Linked DNA regions of Homo sapiens: region 2 is linked to region 1. Evidence: chromatin loops called from intact Hi-C (ENCODE). Cell type or tissue: dorsolateral prefrontal cortex. All regions are shown on one strand. Links, peaks and the distances in the headings refer to the core of each region. The heading gives the core; the rest is flanking DNA. Region 1 has its middle 5.3 kb from the start of ZNF844. Region 2 holds the start of ZNF442 (zinc finger protein 442).

What was found. A loop is a pair of places that touch in the nucleus more often than their neighbours do. Peaks named below come from ENCODE experiments on the same cell type or tissue, not always from the same donor. Only the 100,000 strongest peaks of a DNase experiment are listed, where the experiment ranks them.
Region 2: a loop joins it to region 1, with 2.3 times the contacts of the local background. A loop is called at or near these places in 3 of 110 quality-filtered maps.

Annotation. Positions count from the first base shown.
Region 1 is chr19:12,055,234-12,063,559 of GRCh38, reverse strand. No RefSeq gene overlaps it. Among named protein-coding and RNA genes, the nearest start is that of ZNF844, 5.3 kb to the left of the region's middle. In dorsolateral prefrontal cortex, for the core only: CTCF peaks have their summits at 3,698, 3,906 (motif pointing left) and 7,036 (motif pointing right); a DNase peak (open chromatin) is centred at 3,909; H3K4me3 peaks cover 407 bases.
Region 2 is chr19:12,361,575-12,369,900 of GRCh38, reverse strand. ZNF442 (zinc finger protein 442) reads left to right here and starts at 4,218. Exons shown (of 6, transcript NM_030824.3): 1 at 4,218-4,368; 2 at 4,658-5,099; 3 at 6,230-6,347. The coding sequence starts at 6,270. RefSeq lists an enhancer at 4,305-4,404 and a silencer at 4,505-4,684. In dorsolateral prefrontal cortex, for the core only: CTCF peaks have their summits at 3,711 and 3,910; DNase peaks (open chromatin) are centred at 4,180, 4,650 and 5,000; H3K4me3 peaks cover 2,186 bases; H3K27ac peaks cover 1,971 bases.

The DNA.
Region 1 (8,326 bases), core at 323-8,322:
CAGGCGCCTGCCACCATGCCTGGCTAATTTTTTGTGCTTTTAGTAGAGACGGGGTTTCACCGTGTTAGCCACGATGGTCTCGATCTCCTGACCTCGTGATCCGCCCGTCTCGGCCTCCCAAAGTGCTGGGATTACAGGCGTGAGCAACCGTGCCCGGCCAGAAATTCTTAAAAGAAGCATTTTGCATCCATTCTCTCTGTGGGAGTCTTCATCTATGTTGTGGGTGAGTGGCTACTATCTGGGCCAGTGGCGCAAGGGTAAAAGAATTTATCAAGACTGGCCGGGCGATGTGGCTCACACCTGTAATCCCAGCACTTTGGGAGACCGAGGCGGGCGGATCACCTGAGGTCAGGAGTTTGAAACCAGCCTGGCCAATGTGGCGAAACCCCATCTCTACTAAAAATACAAAAATTAGCCGGGCTTGGTGGTGGGCGCCTGTAATCCCAACTACCCAGGAGGCTGAGGCAGGAGAATCGCTGGAGAATCGGGAGGCAAAGGCTGCAGTGAGTCGAGATTGTGCCACTGCACTCCAGCCTGGGCAACAGAGCAAGACTCCATCTCAAAAAAAAAAAAAAAAAAAAAAAGGGATTTACCAAGACAGTTGTAGGTAAAAAAAAAAAAAAAAAAAAAAAAAAAGGCAGATTTATTAAGGAAAATATGAAAGTACCTTGCAAGAAGGCAACAGGCAGAACCAGCAGAAGGGAGCCGGCTGCAAAGAAACAAAGGTTTGCTAGAGATTTTATAGAATGCAACTTGGGAACTTGCATTGTTTTGTCACCTGAAATGTTTGATAAATCAAGGTTTTTGATGGTAAGCAAGAAATTTGTGAGTTATGTACATTATTTGTTTAGGAGGGCTATTTGTTCTGGGCCGTAAAGAAAGTGATACCTATGGCCAGGCACGGTGGCTCACGCCTGTAATCCCAGCACTTTGGGAGGCCAAGGCGGGCAGATCACCTAAGGTCAGGAGCTCAAGACCAGCTGGCCAACATGGCGAAACCCAGTCTCTACTAAAAAATACAGAAATTAGCCAGGCCTGGTGGCGGGTGCCTGTAATCCCAGCTACTCTGGAGGCTGAGGCAGGAGAATTACTTGAACCTGGGAGGTGGAGGTTGCAGTGAGCGAGATGCTGAGATTGAGTGACTGCACTCCAGCCTGGGTGACAAAGTGAGATTCCATCTCAAAAAAAAAAAAAAAAAAGTTTTTCTGGACTTTGAAAAACAAAAGAATTAGCAATATTTTAAACAAAAAGCTATAAAAAGATTATTTTAGTCTTCCCTTAGTTCAGTCTATGTCATAAACTTCTGTTCTGCTCAATAGTTATGAGCACATTAGTACTCAACAACAGTTTTACAGTTTTAAAATTCTTTTTATTTTTTGTTTCTTGTCCACCCGGGTTTTTATTTTTATTTTTATTTTTTTGAGACGGAGTCTCGCTCTGTCACCCAGGCTGGAGTCCAGTGGTGCGATTTTAGCTCACTGCAAGCTCCGCCTCCTGGGTTCACGCCATTCTCCTGCCTCAGCCTCCCGAGTAGCTGGGACTACAGGCGCCTGCCACCACGCCCGGCTAATTTTTTTTTTGTATTTTTAGTAGAGAGGGGGTTTCACCGTGTTAGCCAGGATGGTCTAGATCTCCTCTGCCTCCTGGGTTCAAGCAATTCTCCTGCCACAGCCTCCTGAGTAGCTGGGATTACAGGTATGTACCACTACACCCAGCTAATTTTTTGTATTTTTAGTACAGACAGGGTTTCACCATGTTGGCCAGGCTGGTCTTGAATCCCTGACGTCGTGATCCACCCACTTCTTCCTCCCAAAGTGCTGGGATTACAGCACTTTGAGCCACTGCACCCGGCGAAGAACATCCATTATTAAGGTCTGGTCATTTCTGTGACACACAGTAATTTCACATAAAAATTATAATTATTACTGATATTTTATTAATGTTAAACCCAATTCATTTTTTTTTATTGGAGATGGAGTATCCCTCTATTGCCCAGGCTGGATTGTGGTGGTGCAATCTCAGCTCACTGCAACCTCCACCTCACTGCCCCAGCCTCCCGAGTAGCTGGGACTACAGGCACATGCAGCCATGCCTGGCTAATTTTTTTTGTATTTTTAGTACAGACAGGGTTTCACCGTGTTGCCCAGGCTAGTTTTGAACTCCTGACCTCAGGTGATCTGGCAGCCTCAGCCTCCCAAAGTGCTAGGATTACAGGCATGAGCCACCGCTCCTGGCCTGAGATTTTACTTCTCTAATAAACTTGCTTTCACTTTACTCTAAGGACTCACCCTGAGTTCTTTCATGAGAACCAAGAACTCTCTCCCGGAGTCTGAATTAGGACCCCTTTCTGGTAATGTAGCAGGACAAACCGCAGACAAAACCCCTCAGACACGGAGTTAAAGAAGGACGCGTTTTACTGGGCAGGGAGCATCGGCAAGACTCCTGTCTCAAGAGCCGAGCTCCCTGAGTGAGCAATTCCTGTCTCTTTTAAGGGCTCACAACTCTAAGGGGGTCTACTTGAGAGGGTCGTGATCGATTCAGCAAGCAGGGGGTACGTGACTGGGGGCTACATACACCGGTAATTAGACCGGAACAGAACAGGACAGGGATTTTCACAGTGCTTTTCTATACAATGTGCGTACTCTATAGATAACATAACTGATTAGGTCAGGGGTCCATCTTTAACTACCAGGCCCAGGGTGAGGCGCCGGGCTGTCTGCTTGTGGATTTCATTTCTGCCTTTTAGTTTTTACTTCTTCTTTCTTTGGAGGCAGAAATTGGGCATACGACAATATGACGGGTGGTCTCCTCCCTTAGTAACAGCCTCAAGATGGTATATAAGCTTTTCTATCTTATTGTTGGGTGGGTCTTCTTACTAAAGGCAGCCCTGTATACATGGTAAATAAATTCATATGCCTTTCTCATATTAATCAGCTTTATGTCAACGATATTTTAGCAAATGTTTTGGGGGTCAAGAGCCTATCGCTCCATCAAAGCTATCCCCTTGCCTCAGAGTAGGAGAGGAGCCCAGATGAGGCCAGGCAAGACTACATCAGGAGGGAGAGACAGATGTTCTGCAGGTCAAGATAATTTGGAATGAGGCAAGGCCAAGGCCTTCTCACATCCACATTCCTCGTCACAGTGTGAAAATGCTCTCTCCTTCCAGAACTTTATTTTCACTGTCAGGAAACTCTCACCTGCGGTGAGTTTAAGTTTGTGACCTGAATAAACTGTCAACTTCATTAACTCTTTCTCAACATCCCAAACAATTCTGTCTCTGAGCCTGACTTACCACACATTTTTTTTGGAGACAGAGTCTCACTGTCACCTAGGCTTAAGTGTGGTGGTGCGATCACAGCTCACTGCAGCCTCCAGGGCTCAATCGTTCCTCCCACCTCAGCCTCCTGAGTAGCTGGGGATACATGCATTCACCACCACAACCAGCTAATTTTTGTATTTTTTGTAGTGATGGGGTCTCACCATATTGCCCAGGCTGGTCTTGAACTCCGGTGCTCAACCTAATCACCCACCTCGCCCTCCCAAAGTGTTGGGATTAGAGACAAGAGCCAGGGTGCCTGGACGCATTTTCTTCATATATACAAATTACACTATTGACCCTAGTGACCCTACACATATCAAAACCAAAGCATTGTCCGGAAAATGGCCCCAGGCTCCAGACAGGCAAACCCAGAAAGGACAGAACCCCCAGGGGATCTGCACTAAGGTTTCCAGCTTTTCAGGCCTCTGCACCTTCTCAGAATCCACAGCCGTTCTGCAGCTGCTCTGCGCAGCTGGATGCCACCTGCTGGGGAGGGAGGGCTGCCTGGGAAGCCCTCAGGGGAGCTCCGTTTTCTTCCCTTTGTAGGCTCCAGGCTGGCCTCAGCGTGGAGTCACCGGCCTCAGACTCTGCTGCCCCCTGCAGGTTATTCACCTGCATTTCACCTCCATGATCAGACAAAAAGATCTTCAACCTCATCTTTTAAAAACAAGAAACCGGCCGGGCGCAGTGGCTCACACCTGGCAAAGTGCTCAATCCCAGCTCTTTGGGAGGCCGAGGCGGGCGGATCACAAGGTCAGAAGATCGACCTGGCTAACACGGTGAAACCCTGTCTCTACTAAAAATACAAAAAAAATCCAGGTGTGGTGGTGTGTGCCTGTAGTCCCAGCTACTCGGGAGGCTGAGGCGGGAGAATGGCGTGAACCCGGAAGCTGGAACTTGCAGTGAGCCGAGATTGCGCCACTGCACTCCAGCCTGGGCGACTGAGCAAGACTCTGTCTCAAACAAACAAACAAACAAACAAACAAACAAACAAAAAACCCAAGAAACCAACAGAGTCCCTGCTTTCCTCCTGTGTGTGTATGTAAAGTAAAGAAGGAAAATTCTAAGAAAATGTAAATGCATTAAAAGACTTCTAGGCTGGGCATGGTGGCTTGCGCCCATAATTCTATCGGTTTGGGAGGCTGAGGCCAGAGGATCACTTGAACCCAGGAGTTCAAGAAATGCCTGGGCAAAATAGTGAGCCCACATCTCTATTAATTAAGAAAAAATTTCCATATCATGGTGGTGGAGGCAATGGCCACTGAGGAACCCACGGTCTGGACACAATGGCACTGGCTGGACACAATGAGGGGACAGGAAGAAAGCAAAGACGGGGAGTAGGGTGGGCGAGAGGCCAAGGGGAGGGATAGCACACATTTTTCAGAGAAAAAGAGGATGCCAGCACTGTTTTGCCTGACTCTTTGGCAGCCTGTAATAAGTTGTGGGGGAGGCCGGGTGCAGTGGCTCACGCCTGTAATCTTAGCACTTTGGGAGGCCAAGGCAGGCAGATCACCTGAGGTCGGGAGTTCAAGACCAGCCTGACCAACATCGAGAAACCCTGTCTCTACTAAAAATACAAAAATTAGCTGGGCATGGTGGTGCATGCCTGTAATCCCAGATACTTGGGAGGCTGAGGCAGGAGAATCGCTTGAACCCAGGAGGCAGAGGTTGCGGTGAGTGGAAATCGTGCCATTGCACTCCAGCATGGACAACAAAAGCAAAACTCTGCCTCAAAAAAAAAAAGTTGTGGCGGAATCGTGTCTGGAAGACTCACCTATGATGTTTGTGTCACATTAAGGGAGAAGACTCCAAGGTGGAGTTTCTACTCTTACTTCAACCATTGTATTTAATTCTTTTTCTAGAGAGGACACACTCATGCCATGATTTGTGTTTCCTTAGGAATACCGTTAAAAACCTAGGCCAGGCACGGTGGCTCACGCCTGTAATCCCAGCACTTTGGGCTGCCCAGGCGGGCACATCACTTGAGGCCAGGAGTTGGAGGCCAGCATGGTGAAACCCCGTCTCTACTAAAAATACAAAAATTAGCCAGGCGTGGTGGTGCATGCCTGTAATCTCAGTTACTCGAGAGGCTGAGTGAGGCACAAGAATCGCTTGAACCAGAGAGGTGGAGGTTCAGTGAGCCAAGATCGCGCCACTGCACTCCAGCCTGGGAGACAGAGCAAGCCTCCATTTCAAAAAAATAAAAAAAATAAATAAAGCAAGCAACTCTTCTTTCCCAGTTCATCTGCATCTCATTATTGGGCACAGAGAATAAGCAGCCCAATCCTCGGTTTGCTGGGAACAAGGGTGCAAGGAGAGCAGGTAGGGTTCAGGCCAAGACCAAAATGAGAGGAGGAAATGTGACCTGCAGAGGGTTTGGGGTTGTGAAAATGAGTTGTTCAAAATCTGAGTAAGAAAGAACTGAGCCCATTTCTTTGAAGTATGTGTTTTCCAGAAAGGCCATTCCCTGCTTTTCACTTTCATAAACTCACAACTGAATTCTGATCCTTTGGACAATGTGAAGCTGACAGGACACACACCCACACACCCACCGCCCACTGACTAAGCCTCCCTGGCCCCCTTCCTTCTCCTCCTGGGCTGCACATCCCTCCCGACCGCCTCCCCTCCCCTATCGTCCCCTCCTGTCCCTTTCCCTTCCCTTCTTTTTTTCCTTCCTTTCTTTTCTTTCTGATGGAGTCTCGTTCTGTCGCCCAGGATGGAGTGCAGTGGTGCCATCTCGGCTCACTGCAACCTCCACCTCTCAGGTTCAAGCTATTCGCCTGGCTAATTTTTTTTTTTTTTTTTTTTTGAGACTGAGTTTCACTCTTGTTGCCCAGGCTGGAGTGCAGTGGCGCGATCTCGGCTCACCACAACCTCTCCCTCCCGGGTTCAAGCGATTCTCCTTCCTCAGCCCCCCAAGTAGCTGGGACTACAGGCGCCTGCCACCACGCCTGGCTAATTTTTTGTATTTTTAGAAGAGACGAGGTTTCACTATGTTGGCCAGGCTGCTGGTCTCGAACTCCTGACCTCATGATCTGCCCGCCTTGGCCTCCCAAAGTGCTGGGATTACAGGCATGAGCCACCGCACCCAGCCTGTTTTTCCTTATGTCATACATAACGCACAGGAGGAGGCCGGGCGCGGTGGCTCACGCCTGTAATTCCAACACTTTGGGAGGCCGACGCGGGCGGATCACGAGGTCAGGAGATCGAGAGCATCCTGGCTAACACAGTGAAACCCCGTCTCTACTAAAAATACAAAAAATTAGCCGGGCGCGGTGGCCGGCACCTGTAGTCCCAGTTACTCGGGAGGCTGCGGCAGGAGAATGGCGAGAACCCGGGAGGCGGAGCTTGTAGTGAGCCGAGATCGCGCCACTGCACTCCGGCCTGGGCAACAAGAGTGAAACTCAGTCTCCAAAAAAAAAAAAAAAAAAAATTAGCCGCGCGTGGTGGCGGGCGCCTGTGTAGTCCCAGCTACTCAGGAGACTGAGGCAGGAGAATGGCCTGAACCCGGGAGGAGGAGCTTGCAGTGAGCCGAGATCGCGCCACTGCACTCCAGCCTGGGCGACAGAGCGAGACTCCGTCACAAACAAACAAACAAAACAAAATAAAAAAAAGCACCACAGGAGGAAAGCAGAGACTCTGCTGGCGTCTTATTCACACACTGGGATTGAGGGTGTTTGTTTCTAGGAACTGATCAATGGGGTAAGAAGCGGCTTAATAACCTGTAGGGGGCAGCAGAGCCGGAGGCCAATGACTCCCCGCTGAGGCTAGTCTGGAGTTTGCAAAAGGAGGGAAAGGGGGCTCCTTTTGCAAACTCCTGGGGGCTTCCCCCGGAGCCCGCCCTCCCTTGAAGGTGGCCTCCAGCTCCAGAAGGAGTGTGGATTCTGGGAAGCTGCAGAGCCCTGGATGGCAGAAGACCCACGTGCAGATGCGCTCGGGGGTTCTGTCCTATCTGGGGTTGTACCTTTCAGAGGTACCTTCAGGCCTGGAGCTATTTTCTGGGCAGTGTTTTGGTTTTGGCATGCACAGGGTCGCTGGGGACAGACTGTAATTGATATATATGAAGCAAATCTGTGAAGGTCAGCCTCAGAGAACAAATTGTTTGGGTTGTGTTATGAACAAAGGGTTTATAAAGTTGACTTTATTTAAGTCATAATGTCAGGGGTGTTTGAAGCAGAGTGAAACCATCTTGAATAGGGGCTGGGTAAAATAAGGGTGAGACCTACTGGGCTGCATTCCCAGGTGATTAGGCGTTCTTAGTCACAGGATGAGCTAGGAGGTCGGCAGGACTGGTATCACAAGATACAGGTCATAAAGACCCCACTGATAAAACAGAATGCGCTGAAGAAACCAGCCAAAGCCCACCAAAACCAAGTTGGCGACGAAAGTGACCTCTGCCACCCTGGGCAACACAGTGATACCCCATCTCTACAAAAAATACAAAAATTAGCTGATTGTGGTGGCCTGTGGCTGTAGTCTCAGCTACTCAGGAGGCTGAGCTGGGAGGATTGCTTGAGCCTGGGAGGCAGGGGCTGCAGGAAGGCAGAGAGGCTGCAGCGAGCTATGATTGCGCTGCTGCACTCCAGCCTGGGCGAGGGAGTGAGACTCTGTCTCAAAAAAAAAAAGAAAAGAAAAGAAAGTGACCTTATGTGGTCCTCACTACTTATTATACACTAATTATAAAGCATTAACATGCTAACAAACACTCCCACAAGCGCCATGGCAGTTTACAAATACCATGGCAATATCCAGACGTTACCCTATGTGGTATAACAAGAGGTAGGAACCCTCAGTTCTGGGAATTGCCTGCCCCTTTCCCAGAACACTCATGAATAATCCACCCCTTGTTTAGCACATAATCAAGAAATAACTATAAGTATACATTGTCAGGCAGACCATGCTGCTGCTCTGTCTATGGAGTAGCCATTCTTTTGTTTCTTTACTTCTGTAATAAACTTGCTTTTACTTTATGGACTCACCCTGAATTTGTTCTTACATGAGGTCCAA
Region 2 (8,326 bases), core at 214-8,213, 310 kb before region 1:
TGGAGTCTAGCTTTGTCGCCAGGCTGGAGTGCAGTGACACGATCTCAGCTCACTGCAACTTCTGCCTCCTGGGTTCAAGTGATTCTCCTGCCTCAGCCTCCTGAGTAGCTGGGATTACAGGCATGCACCACCACGCCCAGCTAATTTTTATTTTATTTTATTGTTTTAGTAGAGACGGGGTTTCACTATGTTACCCAGGATGGTCTCGATCTCCTGACCTCGTGATCCGCCTGCCTCAGCCTCCCAAAGTGCTAGGATTACAGGTGTAAGCCACTGCGCCCGGCCCATTGTTTTGTTTTGAGATGGAGTTTCGCTCTTGTTGCCCAGGCTGGAGTGCTCACTGCAACCCCTGCCTCCTGGGTTCAAGCGATTCTCTTGCCTCAGCCTCCCAAGTAGCTGGGATTATAGGCGTGCACCACCATGCCTGGCTAATTTCGTATTTTTAGTAGAGATGGGGTTTCTCCATGTCGGTCAGGCTGGTTTCAAACTCCCGACCTCAGGTGATCCACCCGCCTCGGCCTCCCAAAGTGCTGGGATTACAGGCGTGAGCCACTGCACCCGGCTGGCCTTTTGAACATGTGTGGTATAAAGAGACATGTTTATGATTTGTGAACATCTGAAGTTCCTTTCTACCCATATTACAAACTTCCCCTTCCCATATCTAGCTGCTTAAAATTACCCAGCTTCCCACAGCTCTAGGAGGAGGAAGTATCTTCGGAGCAAGAGCTGACTCTGACCCCTTCTCCTTCTCTGGCCAGAAAATAAATCCTGCTTGCCTTTTTTTTTTGTTCCATTAGGTATTCTTTCTTTGTGACTCATACAAACTAGAGAAAGAACTCAGTTTACCAGTGACACTTGTATTTCATACAAATATGGGAAATCTTTATATTTTCAAATTCTAATGCCTTGGCTTTTGATTGGAGCATTTAATTCATTAATATTTAAAGTCTTGAAGGAGAGAGCATTTTCACACTGCGCAGAGGACACAGGAGGGCAAGTTGAGCTCCCTCATCCCTAAATCCTTCAGTGCCTCTGCCCCATCACCAGGTGCTGATCCCACTTGTAACTGGCAAAAGGGTCTGGCTGCTCACCGCGTGTGGAAAGAAGTCAAAATAATAATGAGTTGTGATAAGAGGGAACGAGATTTCTTTATTATCTGTCCTAGCAGGGGAAGAGCAGAAAGCAATTCCACTGTTCAATTTGTGGAGAGAACCCAGGGGTTTTTAAAGAAAGGGTTTGGAATGCAGAAGAGGCAAGCGGGGCTAGAGGTACCAGGTGGCGTGACTTGCTCTGGTTGCCCCTCTTGAATTATTGTCCCATTTGGTGAAGGGACTTCTCCGTCGTGGATCCTGCCAGGTTATACATTAGTTGCAGTCAATCTTGTAGTCTGTTGCGGGAACTAAGGGACCCCGAATGGAGGGACCGGCTGAAGCCACGGCAGAAGAACATAAATTGTGACGATTTCATGGACATTTATCAGTTTCCAAAATTAATACTTTTATAATTTCTTACGCCTGTCTTTACTGCAGTCTCTGAACATAAATTGTGAAGATTTCATGGACATTTATTAGTTCCCAAAATTAATACTTTTATAATTTCTTATGCCTGTCTTACTTTAATCTCTTAATCCTGTTATCTTCGTAAGCTAAGGATGTATGTCACCTCAGGACCCCGTGATGATTGCATTAACTGTACAAATTGTTTGTAAAACATTTGTATTTGAATGATATGAAATCAGTGCACCCTGAAAAAGAATAGAATAACAGCGATTTTCTGGGAACAAGGAAAGATAACCATAAGGTCTGACTGCCTGTGGGGTTGGGCAGAATAAAGCCATATTTTTCTTCTTGCAGAGAGCCTATAGACGGACATGTGAGTAGGAGAAATATCACTGAATTCTTTTCCCAGCAAGGAATATTAATAATTGAGACCCTTCCAGGTGTGGTGGCTCATGCCTGTAATCCCAGCACTTTGAGAGGCCGAGGCGGGTGGATCACAATATCAGGAGATCGAGACCATCCTGGCTAACACGGTGAAACCCCTTCTCTACTAAAAATACAAAAAATTAGCCGGGCATGGTGGCACGCGCCTGTAGTCCCAGCTACTTGGGAGGCTTAGGCAGGAGAACAGTGTGAACCCAGGAGGCAGAAGTTGCAGTGAGCCGAGATTGTGCCACTGCACTCCAGCCTGGGGGACAGAGCGTGAGACTCTGTCTCAAAAAAATATATATAATAATAATAATTGAGACCCTGGGGAAGGAATGCATTCCTGGGGGTAGGTCTATAGATGGCTGCTCTGCGAGTATCTGTCTTAATGCAGTTGAGATAAGGACTGAAATACGCCCTGGTCTCCTGCAGTGCCCTCAGGCTTACTAGGATTGGGAAGTTCCAGCCTGGTAAATTCTAGTCAGACTGGTTGTCTGCTCTCGAACCCTGTTTCCTGTTAAGATGTTTATCAAGACAGTGCATGCACAGCAGGACACAGACCCTCATCAGTAATTCTAATTTTGCCTTTGCCTTGTGATCTTTTATTGCCCTTTGAGGCATGTGATCTTTGTGACTTACTCCCTGTTCGTACACCCCCTCCCCTATTAGAATCCCTAATAAAAACTTGCTGGTTTTGCAGCCCAGGTGGGCATCATGGAACCTGCCGATATGTGATGTCACCCCTGGAGGCCCAGCTGTAAAATTCTTCTCTTTGTACTCTTTCTCTTAATTTCTCAGATGGGCCGACACTTAGGGAAAATAGAACCTACGTTGAAATATTGGGGGCTGGTTTCCCCGATAGTAGTCACTCTTCAGCTGGGTGTGGGTTCTGTCTTTGAAGTAATCTTTTGTTGGAAAGAGAATTCCAGAGGTGCCTGGTACCTAACAAGATCCAACCCCTGAAGCTTCTAAGGAAATATATGACCAAATAAGAGAGCATGGTGTGTGCTTAATAAGTATTTAGGTAAATAAATGTGCACAGGCCAGGCGTGGTGGCTCACGCCTGTAATCCTAACACTTTGGGAGGCCGAGGCCGGCGGATTGCCTGAGCTCAGGAGTTCACGACCAGCCTGGGCAACATGGTGAAACCCTGTCTCTACTAAAATACAAAAAAATTAGCTGGGCATGGCAGCGTGCACCTGTAGTCCAGTGTGCTACTCGGGAGGCTGAGGCAGGAGAATTGCTTCAACTTGGGAGGCGGAGGTTGCAGTGAGCCAAGATTGAGCCACTACAGTCTGTCCTGGGTGACAGAGTGAGACTCCGTCTCCAAAAAAATAAAATAAAAATAAATGTGCATAAGGCATGGCAGTGTAGTATGGGAAAGGAAAGGGAGTGGAAGTTCACAGCACATTCTGAGGCTGTATTTTAAGATGAGAGGTAACATCTATGCAGTTTATCTCGAAGTTATTATCTTGAGATCAGGAGGGGAAAGAGGAAAAGGGAAAGAAGAAGAAAAAAAAGGTTTAAAACGTGGTTTGAGACTCAGCTGCTAAGCTGCTGGTTACACACTCTGGGACTCAACTTCAGGAGTCAGAATCTGCCTTCTAAGCTTGAAAATATGTTTAACCTCCTGAAAGGGGGTTTCCTGCTGAACTGTGGCTGAAATTTCTCTGAACTAATTCAGGTTTTTTCTTTTCCCTTCTTTTGATTCCTTTATAGAAGATTACTGCCATATAATTCCAGATTTTCCATGCATTTAACAATTTTATTTCATTGTTGATGTGTTTTTATTTTCTGGTCTGAGAATGAGTAGATTGGGAGATAAGGTGGGAGAAAGGCTTGACCATGGAGCCAGCAGTCTCATCCTAAATTCCTGATCCCTGGAGGACACCAGGCCTTCCCTCCTGCTTCAGTGTGGTTTGTGTGGCCTGGGCCTCCCCTACCGCTCTGAGGCCAGGGGATGGCTCCACTGGGCAGTGAGTCTCGAATTCCCAGCACACACTTGTGGGTCCCCGTCCAGGAAGAAGGAGCAGGAAGAGCCCATTGAGTACAGGCAGGAAATTCCGCTTAAATGCAAATGTCCCCTGGGAGGGGTCAGGTCACAGCGAAGGGAGGAAGCCCACCCTATCAAGGGCTGTGTCTGGAACCGCTTCATCTCGCTCCACTCAGCCGTGTAAGATCCTTCTTCTGTCAATCAGTTCCCTGGGGGGGCGGAATTTGGAGCTCTACCCAATCAGTGTTGGGGGCGAGTTCTTGGGAACTGCCAGTCAGGCGCGCTGCCGGGAGGAGGGTGGAGCTTTCTACACCCCTCTGAGCTCCCGCTCCTGGCTCTGTAGCTGAGAGAAGCCCTGGCAGGTCAGTGGCAGGCACTGTCACGCTGAGTCCTATGCTGGCAGCGGGGAACCTTGGGGAGAACACGGGACACCGCGGAAGCCGGGAAATGGTGAGTGTGCGGGGCCCGGCGTCCTGGGGCAGGGCGAAGGACTGGTTGGAACCGGCCAGAACCGGCTGTGGCGGGACCCGGGCGTCCCCGCGGCGACTGCGGGGTCTGTGGACCCGAGTTCCCCTGGCCCAGCCGGCCTTCAGTCCCCTCGGCCGCGGGGTGGGAGCTGGGGGCTGGGCCGGCAGCCGGGACCCCGGGCGTCCTGTCCCGTTTCTGCGCAGCAACTGCGGCCCCGGCTCCCGCGCCCTCTCTGGGGCAGCTCCATGCCCACAGCTCCGCGTCTTCCCAGATTGTGCGGCTGTAACCGGCACAGGTTCGCGGTCCGAGTCACTGCACCGAGACTCCAAGGCCTGCAGCAGAAACAGTTTAATAGGGGGAGAGGAGAGAAGACCCCAGTTCCGCCTCCATGAGAGGTTTGGGGATGGGGGTGTTTAGGGGTCTGGACAGGGGCGGCTGAAGTGTGGGGTCGCTGGTTGGTGGGGAAGTGACAGGCGAATCCTGGGACGGGAGGTGAAGAAACCGCATTCTCCTGCTGAGTGGGTTCCCTCGTGGGGTTTTCACCCTGCTTGGCGCCAGCCTTTCCGTTGGAATTCAAGATCTGAGAAAGAACTTGGGCAACTCGAGCAGCTCTCCGAGATCTTATCCCCAGGCACAATGCAGAAGCCGGCGGTCAGTGTCTTCTGTGACCTGACTCTCAGGAAGGCGGCCCCCGCGAGGCAGTGGGGCTCAGGGTACCTGGTTAATATCTAACTGCAATCAGAATCCAGATTCTTGCGTGGGGTTTGTGCACGGGAGGAGCTGTGGTCTGCGGGGTCCCCAGTCCCTTCTTTTCTTCCCAGGGTGACTGATTCCTCTTCGAGTTTTTCAGAGATGGGGGTAGCAGGGTCTCAAATCCACTACCCTGTTCCCTCATTCTAACTCCTCCTAGGGGTGGTAGTAACTCCCTTGGTTTCCAGAGCCTTACGCAGGCTAACTTTCCCTCCTCAGTTCACAGCAACATCATGAACTCCTCCCTCCTCCGCCCCACCCGTGCTAAATTTCAGAGTCCCAGTATTTTAATTTTCATTTTGTTTTCAGAGAGCAATGGATGGCTTCTTTTTTTCTTTCTTTCTTTTTTTTTTTTTTGAGATGGAGTTGTGCTCTTGTTGCCCAGGCTGGAGTGCAATGGTGCGATGTCGGCTCACCGCAACCTCCGCCTCCCGGGTTCAAGAAATTCTCCTGTCTCACCCTCCCGAGTAGCTGGAATTACAGGCACCCACCACCACACCCGGCTAATTTTTTGTATTTTTAGTAGCGACGGGGTTTCACCATGTTGGCCAAGCTCATCTCGAACTCATGACCTCAGGTGATCCGCCCGCCTCGGCCTCCCAAAGTGCTGGGATTACAGGCGTGACCACCGCGCCCGGCCGGCTTCTTAAAAGATTTGTGTTCCTGAACATTTCACATGTGAGGAAGCAGAGAATAACCTGACACTGCACTGTAAAAAACAAAAAAACAAACAAAAAAACCTTTGTGTCTCTCCTTTTCTTTCCCCTGGGTACGGATACCTAATCAACATTGAAAGTCCCCTTTAGAAACTTTATGGGGTGATGTGTTCTCAGCCCACTCTCTGCCTTTTCCTGGTTCTGTTTCAGAACTGCCTGGGGTTGACCCAAGATACACACAGCTGCCCTGTCTCTGGGAGGGTCCAGTGAATATCAGTCCCTGGGTCATTTCTCCCAGTGAGCAGCCTGAGGTGTTGGGGTGGGGCCTCACAGAGAACAGCTGGATGCCCTGGGTGGGATGGGAGGAATATTCTGGTATACCATTTCTATAAAAAGCTAACCCTTGGGACAATCACCTTGTTCTTCCCCAACCCCAGTTTCCATTCCTTGGGGACACACGGCTGGTCAGCCAGTTGAATGATTGTATTTGGGGGAGAAGACAGAAGTGATCTCTTCCTTCCTGACTCTCAGACTAATGAAGAGAGAAAACAATATGTAAGCACTGGAGAACCCACTCATTCCAGTTGTGCAAGAACCTCCCATTCAGGTCAGGTGTGCATGAGCCTGAAAAGCACACAGTGAAGTATCTCCTGGGGTGGTGGTGGGTGGTCACTGAGCACTTTACTGAGCAGATGGGGGTGACTAATGTCCCAGGAGATGGGATGACCTGACACCTGAGTTAGACTTGTTTGTGTTCGAGTCAGTGCTGCCCATCCCTGAGGTTGTCACATTGAAAAGAGATACTCACTCTTTTCAGCTTCAACGTTTTATTAACTATAAGATTAGAGATTGATAGAGAAAGTATTTCCATAGAGGCCAGAAATAGTTAGATTTCAGAAAACAGGTCACATATGTAGCCATCTATTCCTTTTTTTTTTTTTTTTTTTTTTGAGACGGAGCTTCGCACTGTTGCCCAGGCTGGAATGCAGTTGTGCGATCTCAGCTTACTGCAACCTCTGCCTTCTGGGTTCAAACGATCCTCCCATCTCAGCCTCCCGAGTAGCTGGGATTACAGGCCTGCACCACCACACCTGGCTAATTTTTTTTTTGTTTTGTTTTTTGTATTTTTAGTAGAGACGGGGTTTCACTATGTTGGCCAGGCTGGTCTTGAACTCCTGACCTCAAGTGATCTGCCTCCTCAGCCTCCAATTTTTTTTTTTTTTCCCAAGGCAGAAGAATTTTTCTTAGTACAGAACAAAATGGAGTCTCCCGTGTCTACTTCTTTCTACACAGACACAACAACAATCTGATTTCTCTTTCCTTTCCCCACACTTCCCCCACTTCCACTCGACAAAACCGCCATCGTCATCATGGCCCACTCTCAATGAGCTGCTGGGTACACCTCCCAGACGGGGTGGCGGCCGGGCAGAGGGGCCCCCCACCTCCCAGACGGGGCGGCCGGGCAGAGGCGCCCCCCACCTCCCGGAGGGGGCGGCTGCCAGGCGGGGGCTGCCCCCCACCTCCCTCCCGGACGGGGTGGCTGGCCGGGCGGGAGCTGTCCCCCACCTCCTGGAGGGGGCGGCTGCCGGGCGGAGACATTCCTCACTTCCCAGACGGGGCGGCTGCTGGGCGGAGGGGCTCCTCACTTCACAGACGGGGCGGCCGGGCAGAGACGCTCCTTACCTCCCAGACGGGGTGGCGGTCGGGCAGAGACACTCCTCAGTTCCCAGACGGGGTCGCCGCTGGGCAGAGGCGCTCCTCACATCCCAGATGGGGCGGCGGGGCAGAGGCGCTCCCCACATCTCAGACGATGGGCAGCTGGGCAGAGATGCTCCTCACTTCCTAGACGGGATGACGGCCAGGAAGAGGTGCTCCTCACTTCCCAGACTGGGCGGCCAGGCAGAGGGGCTCCTCACATCCCAGATGATGGGCAGCCAGGCAGAGATGCTCCTCGCTTCCCAGATGGGGTGGCAGCCAGGCAGAGGCTGCAATCTCGGCACTTTGGGAGGCCAAGGCAGGCGGCTGGGAGGTGGAGGTTGTAGCGAGCCGAGATCACGCCATTGCACTCCAGCCTGGGCAACATTGAGCACTGAGTGAACGAGACTCCGTCTGCAATCCCTGCACCTCGGGAGGCCGAGGCTGGCAGATCACTCGCGGTTAGGAGCTGGAGACCAGCCCGGCCAACACGGTGAAACCCCGTCTCCACCAAAAAAATATGAAAACCAGTCAGGCGTGGTGGCGTGCTCCTGCAATCCCAGGCTCTCCGCAGGCTGAAGCAGGAGAATCCAGCAGGGAGGTTGCAGTGAGCCGAGATGGCGGCACTACAGTCCAGCCTCCGCTCGGCATCAGAGGGAGACCGTGGAGGGAGAGGGAGAGGGAGAGGGAGAGGGAGACCGTGGGGACAGCGAGAGGGGGAGGGGGAGGCAGAGGGGGAGGGGGAGGTCCAATTTTTGTAGAAACAAAAAAACCCTTCATTTACTTTTTTTTTCCCCCAGTCTGTCAAGTAAGTTTCTCTGATTATTCAAATGGAATTT